Linked DNA regions of Mus musculus: region 2 is linked to region 1. The links are chromatin loops, found by intact Hi-C in ENCODE. Cell type or tissue: left cerebral cortex. All regions are shown on one strand. Each heading gives the region's core, and the rest is flanking DNA. Links, peaks and the distances in the headings are about the cores only. Region 1 has its middle 9.3 kb from the start of Gm51699. Region 2 has its middle 38 kb from the start of Gm35454.

Evidence for each region. Peaks named below come from ENCODE experiments on the same cell type or tissue, not always from the same donor. Only the 100,000 strongest peaks of a DNase experiment are listed, where the experiment ranks them.
Region 2: a loop joins it to region 1, with 3 times the contacts of the local background. A loop is called at or near these places in 5 of 42 quality-filtered maps.

The regions. Positions count from the first base shown.
Region 1 is chr9:122,728,219-122,731,138 of GRCm38, forward strand. No RefSeq gene overlaps it. Among named protein-coding and RNA genes, the nearest start is that of Gm51699, 9.3 kb to the right of the region's middle. In left cerebral cortex, for the core only: a CTCF peak has its summit at 1,532 (motif pointing left); a DNase peak (open chromatin) is centred at 1,516.
Region 2 is chr9:122,474,952-122,477,871 of GRCm38, forward strand. No RefSeq gene overlaps it. Among named protein-coding and RNA genes, the nearest start is that of Gm35454, 38 kb to the left of the region's middle. In left cerebral cortex, for the core only: a CTCF peak has its summit at 1,498 (motif pointing right); DNase peaks (open chromatin) are centred at 629 and 1,517.

The sequences.
Region 1 (2,920 bases), core at 240-2,739:
AACTCAGAGGAGAGACAGAAAGAAGAGAAGGAGGACAGACTGCATACAGTTCTGGAAAGCTCTTTGACATTTATGCCCTTTCCAGACAGGATGGCATATTCTGGTAGGTGCAGAACATAAGTTGTAATGATGCCTGTTGGTGTGTTTCAAAGAAAAGTTCATTGCAAACAGGAATCTGATTATTTGAGTTCAATCTATTGGGCACCTTAAAATCAGAATTTGACATATTAGTTAGAATTGAGATAGTTCCCACTCAAAAGCTCTTTGCCACTGGTCTGAAAGTGAGTCTTTGAGTCTTGAACAAAGATTTAGTGGAATGGTTCACACTTACCGGAATTCTGTCAAGCACATTCCAGAAGGAAGAGGGCCCAAGCACTAAATGATCCTTTTATGTTTTAAATTCCAGCCAGGAAGACAAGAGGCAGAGTTCCAGATCCACCATTTAGTGTGTGAATTATGTATGACTTTATATGAGGCTTTCTGAGAGCTTCAAGTTGGTGTCTAACCACTAGAAAGGATGTCACAAAACAAATCTACATCCGTGCTGATAATGGTGACAGCCATCAGCGCTGTGCCACTGATTAAAGAGAAACTTATGAAATTGCTTCTGGTCTCATCGTAGAACAACAGCCAGCATTATTAATGTGTGTGTGTGTGGGGGGGGGGTCTTCCAATATGCCTGGCAGATATCTGAAAGCCTCAATAGTACCATATCCTGAATACTCTGGGTTTCCCCCACACCTACACACCTATGATACAGCTTAATTTCCAAATTAGTCATGGTAAGAGATTAACCATAACTATTAGTTATAAAACACGATAATTACCACAGTCTGCAATCAGAGTTATTTAAAATTTGTGAATTGTTCATTTCTAGAGTTTCCTACTTGAGGGTTTGCCATGGTAACAGAAACAGGAAGGTAACTGTAGCTAAGCATGGGCTCTGTTCATATAGGGCATCAAACAGGCCAGCTCCTGGTGAAGCAAACTGTGTTTTTATCGTTTAGCTACATCTTAGGAGGTGTCTGAACACCACTCCTGACAGTGAGGAGTACCCAAGCAGGATCTCTGTAAGACAACAGAGAGATGGCCCTGATGTGAAGGGGCCTAAATTCTTAGCCCCTCAACACACTCGGCACACACTTGTGAACTTCACAGCAGAGTTCCTCATGATTTAGATGCTGGGGGATCTGTGGGCATTGGGAACTTTAGTATGAAACTCTTGACCATGGCTATAAAGCAAGCCAAGGACACAGTCACCCTGCTGCCTGATGCTCTACAATTGTAAAATGGCCGAAGGGAGCAAAGCCAAGTAGGACAAGAAGTGCCATTTAACCAGATCTAGGCGCATTCGGCTTCTGGTTGTGCTGTGGCAACGCGTGTGCATGTTGAGAGCGTATGGGGCAGGTTCCCAGCTCATACATAGAAATCCTGGGCATAATTTTACGTCTTAGAACAAGGTAAAATTTAGGAGCAGTCCATGACTGTTAACAGCCTTTGGCATAAGGAATAGCCTTTGGCACACTGCCATCTAGTGGCTACAAAGGAAAACTCACAACACAGAAGGAAGGCTTGAGGATTCTGGGTCCTCTCGTTAACTCATTCAGGGGACTTGTGCTGTCTCATTTCGGGTCTCATGAAAAGGCACTCTCCACGTCTAGATGTTGGGCCTGAGGAGAGTGAGCAGCAGGTATCTCATCTCCATCCTGGTGAATCACAGCCTCCACCATAACTGCCGTCTATGTCTCCACTGCAGCCTCCACCATAACTGCCTTCTATGTCTCCACTGCAGCCTCCACCATAACTGCCTTCTATGTCTCCACTGCAGCCTCCACCATAACTGCCTTCTGTCTCCACCACAGGACCCTCCTTACATTCCTGGTCACAACCTGGAGAAGTGTATACTGTTCCTACTCCTTGTACAGAGCAGGAGGGGCAAAATGCCTGTCTTTCTTCAACACCTAATGCCAGCAGGGTTCCTTTGGTCTGTCTGTCTGTATCCCTGAGTTACCTGGGCTTCTAAAGAGCATGAATGTTCTTCATGCCACCAGGGAACAGCAGTCTTTCCCAAGGCAATGCTGGGAAGAGAATGAAGCCAAACCCTCAAGCTTCCCCCTCGCATCCTCCCAGCTACCCCACACTCAGATGGCCTACGTGTCCACAGAGTCTCTTCCCTGTGACAGTGCCGAGCTCCTATAGACTGCTGCAGACAGAGCCTCCCCACTGTGTTTTGTGGGTCCCATAGGCTCATATGTTTGAATGCTTGGTCCCCAGTTGGTGGATCAACATAACAAGAGCCAACGATTGTGTGTAGATGCACATATGTGCGCGCATTGAAGTATGCTTTGCTGAGTTTTCATTTCCAGTATTTCTGAGTTTTCACTCCTAGTCTCGATTACTCTGCTGAATTTCTTAGCCACATTGCTGGCTTTCTTATTCAGGTTTCATGTCGACTTCTCGCCTGCTTATTTATTTGAATAAAGTAACACTTTTTTGGGATTTCGGCATCTCACTGAGAAGCCATGTGCTTTGGATGAGTCGCACTGCCTGCATTTTCATATTTCTTGTGTTTGTGTATTGCAGTTATGCATTGTTTGGAGATGGATCTGTGTTTCAGGGGTCTCCTCACTCTCTTCCCTGCTGTTTACTTTATGAGGTCCTTTGGGAGGCTTCCCTTGGGTTTATGATCCTTACTACCACTTAGAAGGGAGGAAATGGCTGCAGTATTAAAAACTACAATTTGGGAACAATCAAGGTATTAAAGTGTAATAAGCAGGCAGCCAACAGCATTAACTACAACCTCAATAAGGTCAGAAAGAAAGAGCCAAGATACTAAACAGGATAGGCTATGACTCTAAAAGTTAATAAAGGTTGTAATTATTAAGCTGTAAAATAAGAAGTCAAGTGTGGCCATTCATGC
Region 2 (2,920 bases), core at 292-2,791, 250 kb before region 1:
AATCAAATTTATGGACAAGAAGGTGACCAGAAGGTATTTTCCCATGCTAGCTTGTGTTCATACATCAGCATGAGTAAACTGTGAATCAGTGCTTTATGATGCAAGAAAGAGTCTGGGTGTGGGGAGACTGCACACTAGGGTCTGAGTGTGGGAAGAGTACACACTCAGGCCTGAGTGTGGGGAGAGTGCAAACTTGGGGCTGAGTGTGGGGAGTGTGGGGAGAATGCACACTCAGGCCTGAGTGTGAGGAGAGTGCAGACTCGGGTCTGAGTGTGGGGAGAGTGCACACTGAGGTCCCAGTGTGGGGAGTGTGGGGAGAGTGCACACTTGAGGTCTGAGTGTGGGGAGAATGCACACTCAGGCCTGAGTGTGAGGAGAGTGCAGACTCCGGTCTGAGTGTGGGGAGAGTGCACACTTGGGTCTGAGTGTGGGGAGAGTGCACACTGAGGTCTGAGTGTGAGGAGACCACACTCTCAGTTCAGCTTGCCTATTTCCTTTTTCTTCTTTTCAAATTTGAGTTTAGTGGAAAGCAAACTTTCTCATTTCCCATTTCAGCACACTGAATTATTCATCCAGAATGTTCTGCTGGTATTTCCTCCCCTGTCAGATCTCTGCAGTTCCAGAAACACTCTACCCAGAGCTGCAATCAGAACAATTAGCAACCCATTACAGGACTCAACCTGCTCACACCCTTGGGTTCCCAGGCCTGAGTCCTGTGCATGGAGAGCTAGTCTGACGATAGATAGAGTCTGATTGTTCTATAGGGGTTGAGGCCTGTCTGTGTTTCTGACTCCACAGAAACCAAACTGCCTTCTCATCTTCCTCACTGGGGCCAGATAACTGGATAGCGTTGGTGCTGAGTTCAGGATTCCCCTAATATCACCCTTGGCCCATTATCTGGAGTGTCCAGTCTTGTGATGACTTGACATGACATTGTTATCTATAAATGAGCCAGGCATCGTCCATAGCTCTCCTGAGTACTTGTGGCACACTAGCTGACGTCTCTGCTTGCTGATCCTTCGACCTCAGTCTCCTTAGCTCCAGAGTAGGAAAGACAATCTTTGCCCATCTGCCCCCAGTGCCCTTGTTGACCCATGAGGCACACCTTGAGCTCTGTTCACCTCTAGGGTTCCAATGGGTCTGGCAAATGGTAGACAGTTCCTTCAGAGGTTGTTTCTTCTGGGAGCGTGATATCCATTCCACTGCCTGTTATCCGGTCCCACCCCTGGAAGGAAGGCTCCATTCCATATCCCTGCTCTCGTGTCTCCTTCACATCCAACCTCAAATCTGTCCCCAAGGAGGCATGTCTACTCCAGGCCTGAGCTCTCAAAGAACGAAGAGCCACATACAGTCCTTCTTCCTCTATCACAGGTCTCTCTGGGTCTTATCACCTTGGTGACCCTTTGTGTCTGACCTTGAATTTATGAATCACTCTTTGTGGTACTGGCCAGGGACTCTGCAAAGCAAGGATTCTCTCCTGTCAGCAACACCCTGTTGTTCTGACCACCAGGGGGTGCTAAGAAGAATGGAAGGCCAAGCAGAAAGCAGGTACTCCAGGGCAGTCTCTCCTCAGAGAGCCAGCTGCCCCTGCCTGGGCTCCTTTTCCCTCCCAACTGCAGCAGCTGCTTAGCAGCTGCTGGACCCACGAGCAATGTCTCCATCATCTGTTTCTCAGATGTGGCTCTTTGGCCTATGCTGTGCCAGCACCCTCTCTGCAGAAGAGGCCATGCTCCGCTCCTTCCAGATATCTGGGACCATGCTGTACCAGGTCCCTCCCTCCAAATCGTCTAGGCACTGTGACAATCTTAGTTCTTTGATTAATTCCCCCAGCCCTGGAAGTAGAGACAGCTTCCTACAGTGGCTGCTTCTGTTTTCCCTTAGAATCTTCTGTCTTGTTCTTACACAGTTAACTCTTTACAAGGATGATCTCAAATTCTTAGGCTCAGGCCATGCTGCTGCTGGAGCTCCGGAGCACTCGGGACCACAGGTGCCTGCCGCCAGGCCTAGCAACACTTCTTTGTATGAATTTCTTTTTGCTCAAATAATTGGCATCTTATTCTTCCTCAAGGGACCCTAACTGATCTGTAAATGGAACCCAGGAGAGAAGATAGGGCTAGTGGGCAACAGGAGAGAAGGAAGCCACAGAGCCCACAGAATGCAGAGCAGAGTGGGAGAGGAGGAGTGCTGATGGTCAATCAATGTGAGCCATGCTAAGCTGCACCCCTGCCCGAAGGTGATATCTGTCTCTCTGTCTATGCATCTACCTAACTTCTACTTGTCATCTATCAGTCATCTATATATTGTCTATTATCCACATCTCATTTATCAATCTCTATTATCTACCAGTCATCTATCAATTATCTATATATCTATATAGAGAGATATATCTACATCAATCTATTTTATCACATATCTACAGGTATCTATTAATAACTATCAATTATCTATTATTTATCAGTCCTTTACCTGTATTTATATCTTTCTACTTATCATCTATATGTACCTATTATATGCTTGATTAGCAATTTAATAGATGGATGGATGGATGGAAGGAAAGATGGATGGATATACATCTGCCCTATGATAGAGAGGCAGGCAGCCAGACAGGAATGTCAACAGCTGATTCCTCGCTGTTTAAAAAGTCAGGTAAGAGTATGCATTGAAGATATTTTGGGGTGACTGATGCTTACCTCTGCAACTTCTCTCAGACAGGCCAAGAGTCATCAGGCCACCTGGGCCCTATGGTGCTGTGTGTGGCATCTTTAGGTCATGCTCTTGGAAACAACCCCTGAAGGGTGAAGAGATGAATGCCAGCATGAGCACAGAGTGTTTGGTTCCATGGGACTCAGGGTTGAAGAACATCCCGGAAGGTTCTCTATGGAAGATTGGACTGGTGTGGCCTCTATGCATCAATGGTTGA